Regions from separate parts of the Homo sapiens genome. Here region 2 is linked to region 1. Evidence: read pairs that join two places in POLR2A ChIA-PET (ENCODE). Cell type or tissue: Caco-2. All regions are shown on one strand. Each heading gives the region's core, and the rest is flanking DNA. Links, peaks and the distances in the headings are about the cores only. Region 1 overlaps MYO3B (myosin IIIB). Region 2 overlaps MYO3B (myosin IIIB).

Evidence for each region. ChIA-PET counts read pairs that join two places held together with the same protein. Peaks named below come from ENCODE experiments on the same cell type or tissue, not always from the same donor. Only the 100,000 strongest peaks of a DNase experiment are listed, where the experiment ranks them.
Region 2: POLR2A ChIA-PET joins it to region 1 with 13 read pairs; 3 of 35 experiments call an interaction of 5 or more read pairs at or near these places.

The regions. Positions count from the first base shown.
Region 1 is chr2:170,466,679-170,472,065 of GRCh38, forward strand. It overlaps MYO3B (myosin IIIB), which reads left to right. Exons shown (of 35, transcript NM_138995.5): 25 at 1-33. Among named protein-coding and RNA genes, the nearest start is that of MYO3B-AS1, 120 kb to the left of the region's middle. In Caco-2, for the core only: no CTCF peak of the experiment used is centred there; no DNase peak of the experiment used is centred there.
Region 2 is chr2:170,527,910-170,533,296 of GRCh38, forward strand. All of the region lies in intron 30 of MYO3B (myosin IIIB), which reads left to right. Among named protein-coding and RNA genes, the nearest start is that of MYO3B-AS1, 180 kb to the left of the region's middle. In Caco-2, for the core only: no CTCF peak of the experiment used is centred there; a DNase peak (open chromatin) is centred at 2,482.

The sequences.
Region 1 (5,387 bases), core at 184-5,183:
CCACCGCATCCTTTTTGAAGAATTTGTGAAAAGGTCAGACCGTCATCTACGGGAATGCATTCTTATAAATGTAGCTCTACTCTGGCCATCCCTGTGTCCTAAGATTGTTCCTCCTGCGTGCTCTCCTCCAAACATGTAATTGGCTAGTTGCCAGCTACCATTTACTTGCTTGAATGTTGCATTTTTATTGTGCTTCAACTAAACTGCAGTGATCCAGCAGCCAGATTAAGCTTCCTTCTGATCACATTATTTTAAATTTCCATATACGTTTATATGTTATAAATCCTTAGGTCTCAAGTTCTCCAGGTATTTTGTTGTTATGATGAAAGTATCCCTCCATAAGTGGGCCGGATTTGAATGCACCCAAGCACCAGTTCTTCTTCCAGGTTCTGGCATGATATAATACGATAATTAACACTTACATAACACCTGAAGTATCATAAGAGTACAGGACATTTTAGGGCACTATTCTAAAATGTATTATCTCATTTGATCCATAGAACAACCCTATAAGCTAGACTCTATTATCATCCCCATTTTACAAAACGTAAAGGTGAGAAAACTTGGGTATGAAAAGAAAGTAAGTGATTTTCCCATGGTCTCATGCTGGTCAATGTAGAACCAGGATTTGAACCCAGGCAGTCTGGTTTCAGCATGCATGCTTTTAATCTCTTCAGTTCAGTGCATTCAATCAATATTTATTGAAATAAATTGCATGGCACTTTCTTAACCCAGAAAGTGCCTTTGCCTAAGAATGAAATGCTGCTCTTTTCTGAACGACTGCCATAGAGATTATGTATGAATGTGATTACAAGTAGAATTTTCTGTGAAGAAATAAGGAAAACAGTAACAAAAAAAAAACACCCCTGAGAAGCACTGCTGTCTGAGGATGCCTGGAGAGGAATATTGAAATCCATTGTATGCCTGACAAAGACAAGGCAATCAAGAAAAAAAAAATACATTGTAGAATCTGCCTCACTCCTTAAGCCATCCTTAGTGTCTTTTTACTTCCACTCTGAAACATGTGCCCAAAGTCATTTTTTCCAAAATTTTCTCAGGAGAGGATGAGTCATAAATATGGTAGCTTGCTTTGTCACGTCTCCCAAACTCTGCTAAATTCCATGGAAAAGATAAGGCAAAAAAAAAAAAAAAAGTTCCTTGCAATGAGAGCTTTTAAATTAAAAATAAGAAGGAAATGGCTTTTTTTTTTTAAGTGTCTTTGAGCTCCTTTTTTCCTCTTAAATTTGGAAGTGGAACAAGAAAAAAAATTTAGCACATGAATTTGACTAGTCAAGTATTTTTTGTAACAATGTTTGAATACATAAAAATATTTAAGAAAACAGGTCAAATGCTGAACAGATTGGCACTTCTTTGTTCATAATCAGAAAGCCATTAGGCAAGTATGAACAGGAGTTTCAAAATGCCAGTAAATCTGAGGATATCAAAGATTTCTGAGCCAGCAAGTTAATTGGTATTTTGATCCTTTTGAACCACTTAACAAAATGGATGAGTTAGCAGTTTTCTCCCTTGATGTTATTCAACAAATAGGTACACTTCTTATCTTCCTGTTCAAGAGTGCTGTTTTGTAAACTCTTAGCAGGAAATATGCAGACAGGACAATCAAAGACAGGAAACAGAGCCATTCAAGGTTTATTAAATGGAGGTAAATAAAAGATAAAAACTCATTTAATGTGACTCTACATTTTTGTATTTTCTGGCATTCAGGACTGAAACCCTGAGTATACACCTGGTGGTGTTCTTGGGATCATGTTGTTGGGTTCCAGAAAGGGGAAAGACTTCCCCAGTTCCCAAATTACCCAAGTCTGCAGGCTTGGCCAAGCCTAAAATACTTTCTTGCCCCTATTATCTTTGAGCTTTCTGGCAAAATGACTTGGAAGTGCCCTTCCTTATCCTCTACTCATGGAGCCTTTGAGGAAGAGGGTGTCCCCAACATCCTCTCATCAATAGGGCCAGGTGAATTGGAAGTCTTTATGTTCTCGACTAGGCATGAAAGAGGCCACCTGGAAATGCTGGAGCCACACTGTTGAGGGACGTCATAGAAAAGCAATCTAAGCATTTATTGTTTTTATGGTCAGTGGATTCTGATGCATAGTCTCTCAGAATGTCTACAGAGGGCAAACACATAACTGCATGTATTGGGATGTGTTCTGGCAAATGTCTAAAACATAGGGCTGAGTCAGGCTGGGCGTGATGGCTCACACCTGTAATCCTAGCACTTTGGGAGGCAGGCACATCACCTGAGGTTAGGAGTTCGAGACCAGCCTGGCCAACATGGTGAAATCCTGTCTTTACTAAAAATACAAAAATTAGCTGGGTGTGGTGGCTACTTGGGAGGCTGAGCCAGGAGAATCGCTTGAACCCAGGAGGCGGAGGTTGCAGTGAGCCAAGATCGTGCCACTGCGCTCCAGCCAGGGCGACGGAGTGAGACTTCCTCTCAAAAAGATAAAGAATAGGGCTGAGTCTAATTGTTTGTTTATGAAGCTATTGTAGTAAATAATGCAGTTTAGTAAGGAGACCTGAATTCTAGTCTCCTTCAGTATATAACATCTGGAAAGTAACCCAATATTCTGTAAAAGATGTTTCCTCACCTGCATGACAAGAAGGCAGGAATATACAAAGCCCACATTCTAAAGATTTTCAAGGATTACTTGCAGATGCCTGGGGCTTACTTAGTTTCTAAGTCTTCTAGGGATTTTTGCCTTCCCAGTCGAGCTCGCTGGATGAGAGACCTGCATCTACCAGGCTGTGATGCGTAACAGTTGTTAACCATTGAACAAAATGAAACTCTTCCCTCTTCTCTTTCATTGGCATCTTCCATTTCTTCTCATGATGGCGTGGAGAACCATGGTGTCTTGGTATCTCTTTCATCTCATTCTCCTTTCTGTTCCTTCACTCTCTCTCTTCCAGAAACTAGGAGTCACCTTTGACTTCTCCTCACTTCCTTTAAATAATCCATCACCAGGTCCAGCTCACTACCTGCTAAAGTTTCTAAAAAATGTTCCCTTGGGAATCTCTCATCCCTTCTCCCATAGCTTTAGTCCAGCCCTTTTGTTATTATTAACAGCTCAATTTAGATATAATTCACGTATGATAAAAGTCATCTTTTGAAAGTATACAATTCAGCCGGGCACGGTGGCTCACACCTGTAATCCCAGCACTTTGGGAGGCTGAGGAGGGTGGATCACCTGAGGTCGGGAGTTCGAGACCAGCCTGACCAACATGGAGAAACCTCGTCTCTACTAAAAATACAAAATTAGCTGGGTGTGTTGGTGCATGCCTGTAATCCCAGCTACTGAGCAGGCTGAGGCAGGAGAATCACTTGAAACTGGGAGGTGAAGGTTGTAGTGAGCCGAGATCGTGCCATTGCCCTCCAGCCTGGGCAACAAGAGCGAAACTCCGTCTCAAAAAAAAAAAAAAAAAAAAAAAAAAAAGAAGGAAAGTATACAGTTCAAAGGTTTTTAATTAGTCACAGAGTTGTATAAACATGACTACCATCTAATCATAGAACATTTCATTACCTAAAAGGAAACTCCAAACTCATTAGCCATTCTCCCTTTTCTCCTCAATCCCACCAAACTTAGGCAACCAATAATCTAACTTCCATCTGTATGGATTTGCCTATTTTTGACATTTCGTGTAAATGGAATCATACAACGTGGCCTTTTGTGTCTGGCTTCTTTTACTTAGCATGTTTTCAGTGTTGGATGAAATGAATACTGGTACTATGTACCAGTATGTTATTTTTTTGTAGATGAATAATATCCCATTGCATGAATATATCATGTTTTGCTTGCTCATTTATCAGGGGATGAACTTTTGCATTGTTTCCACTTTTTGGCTGTTATGAATAATGCTGCTATGAATATTCATGTACAACTTTTAATGTGGACATATGTTTTCACTTCTTTTGGGTATATACCTACGAGTAGAATTTCTTGGTCATATGGTAACCCTCTGTTCCAAGTGGCTGAACAATTTAAATTACCATCACCAGTGTTATGAGAGTCCCAATTTTTCCACATCGTCTCCAACATTTATTATTGTTTGTCTTTTTTATTTTAGTCATTCTAGTTGATGTGAAGTGGCATCTCATTGTAGTTTTGATTTGCATTTCTCTAATGACTAATGATGTTGAGCAGCTTTTCTGTGTTTCTTGGTTATGTGTATACCTTCTTTGGAGAAATGTTTATTCAAATCCTTTGCCCACTTTATATTGTTGATGTTTATGTATTCCAAATATTAGTCCCTTATCACATAGATAATTTGCAAATATTTTCTCTCTCTCTCTCTCTTTTTTTTTTAATGAGCTACTGGTCACTTTGATATTTTCTCACTCTATGGGTTGTTTTCTCTTTTTTTTTTCTTCTTTGAGATGGAGTCTCATTCTGTCACCCAGGCTGGAGTGCCCTGGCACAGTCTTGGCTCACTGCAAACTCCGCCTCCCGGGTTCAAGCAATCTCATGCCTCAGCCTCCGGAGTAGCTGGGATTACAGGCATCTGCCACCATGCCCTGCTAATTTTTGTATTTTTAATAGAGATGGGGTTTCACCATGTTGGTCAGGGTGGTCTCGAACTCCTGACCTCATGTCATCCACCCACCTCAGCCTCCCAAAGTGCTAGGATTACAGGAGTGACCCACTGTGCCTGGCCTGGGTTGTCTTCTTGATGGTGTCCTTTGAAGCACAAAATTTTTTAATTTTGATGAAGTTCAATTTATGTATGTTTTCTTTTGTTGCTCGTACTTTTGGTATTCTACCTAAGAAGCTATCATCTAATCCAATGTGACAAAGATTTACTCCTATCATTATTCTGGGAGTTTTGTAGTTTTACCTCTTATATTTTAGATCTATGGTCCATTTGGATTTAATTTTTTGTATGGTGTAAGGTAGAAGTCTAACATCATTCTTTTGTATGCGGATATCCAGCAGTTTCAACACCATTTTGTTGAAAATACTGTTATTTCCTCCCATTGAATTGTCCTTGGATTCTTGTTGAAAATCACTTGACCAGGCCGGGGCGCAGTGGCTCACACCTGTAATCCCAGCACTTTGGGAGGCTGAGGCGGGTGGATCACCTGAGGTTAGGAGTTCGAGACCAGCCTGATTAACGTGGAGAAACCCCGTCTCTACTAAAAATACAAAATTAGCTGGGCATGGTGGCACATGCCTGTAATCCCAACTACTTGGGAGGCGGAGGCAGGAGAATTGCTTGAACCCGGAAGGCAGAGGTTGTGGTGAGCCGAGATCGCGCCATTGCACTCCAGCCTGGGCAACAAGAGTGAAACTCTGTCTAAAAAAAAAAAAAAAAACTCACTTGACCAACTTGACCATAAATTTAAGGGTTTATTTCTGGACTCTCTTCTATTC
Region 2 (5,387 bases), core at 101-5,100, 61 kb after region 1:
TTTAGAATCTTTGGCCATAACTGGCATAAAATGAAATAATTGATGAATGGACAAATGAATATGTGCTCCTTGAGTTTTTATTTCTGTGAGGTCCAAAGCTAAATTTAATTACTTTGTTCTCTAGAAATGCTTCCTATTTACCTTGAGTTTGATTTGAGCATCCTAGTTAGTTGATAAAGGAGCTAGCTTTCTCAAAAAGTCGAAAATCCTAATTAAACAAGTGAAGGGAGATTCTATTAACACCATGTCATTTTTCTGTGATGCATCTACCTTCCTAACTCAAAAATAAGCTCCAAGTTTGGGAAGATGTTTCTGTGTTTTCTTTAGGAAGCTCACTTATTGGCTGGTAGCTGCCTATGGTTAATATCTCAAATTGAGGGTCAGTTGCTAGGAACTAGGATGTGGTGGACTTCAGCAGATATGATGTTAGAATGCATGTTTGACTTGGGTTTTCTTATATCCCATGCCTGCCATGTGATCCACACTTCAAGGCAAAATTTTATTTTATTTTTTTTGAGATGGAGTTTCGCTCTATCGCCAGACCGGAGTGCAGTGGCGCAATCTCAGCTCACTGCAACCTCTGCCTCCCGGGTTTAACCGATTCTCCTGCCTCAGCCTCCTGACTAGCTGGGACTATAGCTGTGCACCACCATGACCAGCTAATTTTTGTATTTTTGATAGAGACGGAGTTTCACCATGTTGGCCAGGATGGTCTCAATCTCTTGACCTCAAGTGATCCACCTGCCTCAGCTTCCCAAAGTGCTGAGATTGCATGCATGAGAAACTGTGCCCAGCCTCAAGGCAAATATTTTTGTGCCCAATGCATCAGACGACGATGGACGGTTTGGCATGGGAACCAATTTTCAGTTTTTTAACATTTCTTCTATATAGCTGAAGTCACATCATCATCCCCATCAAGGCCTTCAATGTGATCACCTGTGGACATGAACGTTTATGTTTACATTAATCTATCCCTAAACAGACTTGCTGTCAACAATGTTGCTCTACAAAGTTGACTAGCAAGGTTAGGCTCACGTGCTCTCTGGAAAACTTGAACATTTTCAAACCCATTTTAATTTCGTTTGAATAAACTTCATCTAAAACTGAATCATGTACTCAAGATTCCAAAAAATTGCTGTTTAATTTCACCTGATAGCTCTCTTCTTTCTTATAAAAAGTCAATTTTTTAGTATGATATTTTTAGCATGATAATGCCTCTACTTTTTCTAAAGAACTCTCAGTCTCTCACACATGGACACGAAGAGGAGAACAACAGACACTGGAACCTACTTGAGGTTAGAGGTCGGGAGGAGGAGGAGGAGCAGAGAAAATGATTATTGGGTATTAAGCTTAGTACCTGGGTGATGGAATCATCTGTACAACAAACCCCCATGACACAAGTTTACCTATATAACAAACCGGAGCATGTACTCCTGGACCTAAAATAAAAGTTAAAAAAAAAAAAAATTTCAGTCTCCCTTAGACCTCTCCTTTCCTTCCTTCCCTTCTGTCCTCCTTCTCTCCCTCCCTCCCTTCCTTCTTCCTTTTTTTTCTTTCTTCTTGTCTCTCTCCTTATACTATTTATATCTACGTCTCTAAAGTTCTGGTTTCTGATCCAAAAGACAATTTCAAATAATAAGAAAATCTGATCTCTAACCATTTCTCCATCCCTCATCCCCTTCCTGCATTACCCATAGAAATTCAGCACATTGCTGGTACCTACGTTGTATCCTCATCAAGCTCTTTATTATATTCCCGCTCAGAATGAGTTTCTGCCCAAAAGACCTTTACATATTGAGCCTATTTTGAAAAGTTTGAGAAAGGAAAATGGACTCAAGTGGAAAATATTGCAGGAAACAAAATTTTGTAAAAATGAACTTTATATAAGAGTGCTTCATTATCAACACATAATGAAACCTAGATTATAATCCTACATGTTGAAAGAAGATTAACTTTGTACATTTTCACAATTTTATTAACTTCACTTTCTTCACTGGGTTATAAGGAAAACATAATGGTGTTTCAGTTCCAAGTATATTTTGTGAATTAAATAGCAGCTTGTTCCTCACTATAAAAAACAAATATGCCAATATATTTTCCACTAGCATCGCCCTGGTCACCTTAAATTAAGAAGAAACTGGAGTATTTGCCATTAAAAGCTGTTAACAGTAGTAATGCCACAACATCTCCGTGTGCATCTTAGTAACTTCTCAGACTTGTCTCCTTGATGAATAGACAAAACAGGAGGAGGGGTGAATTTGTTCTTTTTATCTGAATGGTGTAGGTGGGGAAGACAGAGAGCAATAGAGAGCTCTCGTGAAACAGAGCTCTAGCGACTGCTGTGCTTGGGAAATTAGATAATAAACAGTCCCTGATACCAAAATTCTAATGGCCTAAGATCAACACAGTCTGGAGACGCAGGTGGGAGTGGCCTTCCTCGCTCTGATCCAGACCCTCCCGGGAGAGCTCTTTGTGTCAACAAGAACAGCCAGTGCTCCTGGCCAGCTCCCAGGACTCAGAGTGGGGCTATCATTTTTGTTTGCTTTGCAAATATCTTAATGGGAAGTGGTTCAACACCACCTATGGGTTAATCTGAGGGGTTCTGCTTGGCAGCTGTTAGCTCTGAGAACCACATGGCCGCTCTCGGGTGCAGGGAGTCAGGCTAGCTGTTAACTACCCAGCGCCAGGTTGAGGCATCGTCTTTGCTTATTGGATTTACTGACTGGCAGGAAGCACCTTGTTGACTTTTATTTTTAGTTTGTTCCTCCTGGGAGAGCAAGGATGTTATTCTCAGATCCAACTGTGCTTTTTTCTCCAAGGGAGGGCAGTTGTTTAAATTATTTTTACTAGCATGAAGCATCCTTTCACCTAAGCTCATTCTCAGAATCTGAAACTTCATATTAAAAGTGGTGGTGTGGTGAAGGTGGAAGGGGCATTGTTGCCAGAAGAAAGATTTAGTATATTAGCCTGCAGGGAGGGCAAACAGTGGAAGCCACAGCCTTGTCTTCACCTGGGATCTAAAGAATTGGATAGATAGTGAATTTCTCTGCTCTACTGTTCCCTTAGTCCTCTCCCCCTCCCTCTCCTCCACCCCAACATGGCTTTCACTTGTCTTATCTTGACCCATAGGAATGTTTCCCTGGGCGACACAACCAAGTCATGCCTTTCTGGATCTGTGTCTGCTGACATTGACACAGATGATCTCTTTCTTTATGCTTTCCTTACAGGATTTCAGGCAGGTAGGATGGTTTCCACAAAGCAGGTTAGGGAAGTACCTGGAGTGATGACAGACATGTAGACAGTTTCCAAATGCCCCATTTGTAAAAATGCAAAAAGTTCAGATTTCTCTGTAGGTCCTGGAAAAAGTGTCTAGCTACCCTCAGGAATAGTGTAACCCAGCTTTTAAAGCCTTATTCTTTCCTGGGGGTTTTCTACACCTACTTGTGGGATTGTCTTGTGGTTGACAACAAGGGCCCTAGAGTCCACTAGACCTGCTACTACAGGGTAAGAACTTCATAAACGCACTTATTTTCTCAAGGCTTCAGTTTCCTCATCTTTAAGTGGAAGATCAAATAGCACAATATCTACCTCACCAAGACATGAAAGTTAAATGAGGTAACATATACAAAGTATGTAGCATCTCATTTGATGCATAAAAAGCACTCACAAATTGTAGTGATTAGAGGAGTTGTTGTTATCTCTGAGGCATCCACTTTAAGTCATCCTTAGTATTATGCATTTTGTACTCATTTTGAAGTCTGTTACTCCCAACCCTTTAAAATCATCCAGTGCCAAACTATGAGTATCAAAGTAAATGATGACAAAAGAGTATAATCCATTGAATAAAATAAGATATCATGAGTCCATGTGGATGGATGGAAGGAAGGAAGGAAGGAAGAGAAGAGGCTGAGCTCTGACTTACAATAAAATATGAAATAATAAAGGTAGATGAAATTAAGAAAACAGAAAATCATCATTTGGCAACTGCAAAAATAATTGTTTCAGGCAATAATTATGAATGGATGCTAACACTACTATGTGAAAGTTTGAGGAGTAATAAACTATTTGCATAGTCTCAGAGTAAGTCCCCATAAGAAACTTATTAATTACAAAAGGACAGTGAAGAAACCTGGCAGAAACCACCTTAACCCAAGTGATGAAAGTTAGCATCACCAGTAATTGAACAAACTGACAGCATGTGCCTCCTGTTATGATGTATTGAGAAGAAGACAACATCACTTTTGTGGATTTCTTGCCAAATGTGCATAACCTGAATTTAATCACGAGGAAACAGCAGACAAGTCCAAATAGAGGGAGCCTTTACAAAATGACCGGCCTGTAGGCTCCAAAATGAAACATGACAGAAGACTGAGAAACTATTCCAGATGAAAGGGAACTAAAAGAACGTTACCTCTGAATGCAATAGATGATCTAGGAATTTATTTTGCTATAGAAGATGCCATTGAGACATTTGGAAAAATCTGAATACAATCTGTAGATTGGAAAATAGTGTCATATTAAATTCTGATTTTGATCATTGTATTCTGGTCATATAAGAAAATGCCCTTCCTTTTTGAAAATACACACACTGAAGTATTTAGGGATAAAAGAGTATCAGGTAGGCTGGGCGCAGTGGCTCATGCCTGTAATCCTAGCACTTTGGGAGGCCAAGGTGGGCGGATCACCTGGGGTCAGGAGTTCGAGACCAGCCTGACCAACATCGTGAAACCCCATCTCTACTAAAACTACAAAAAAAATTAGTCAGGCATGGTGGCAGATGCCTGTAATCCCAGCTACTCGGGAGGCTGAGGCAGGAGAATCACTTGAACCTGGGAGGTGGGGGTTGCGGTGAGCCAAGATTGAGCCATTGCACTCCAGTCTGGGCAACAAGAGTGAAACTCTGTCTCAAAAAAAAAAAAAAAAAAAGAGTATCAGGTTTGTAACTGACTCTCAAATGGTTCAGAAAAAAATTATGCATGTTTGTATGTGTATATATCAATACAGAGACAGAGAGAGGACAAAGCAAATATGTAAGTCTGCTGAGGAATATATAGGATTCCTTATACTATTCTTGCATCTTTTCTATTAATATAATTAAATCAAAATAAAAAGTTGCAATAAACAAGTCAGTGCCACTTCTTGCCCTTTAGACAGGGCAGTTCATCAGCCACTTTCTCTTTAGACTCCTGATCTTTCTCCATTCACACCTAAAAGTCTATTCCACGTCATCATTGCCGTGCTCAGTGATGGTCCTCAAGCTTCTCGGCTGTGACATTGCTGACTAGTCAGCACTCACTGCACACAATCTTGTTTAGGCTTTTCGTTTGTAAAAGTTTCTGAAAATGTCCGTCCCTCCTCTCACGCCCCCTCCCTCACCTGTCCTTGGG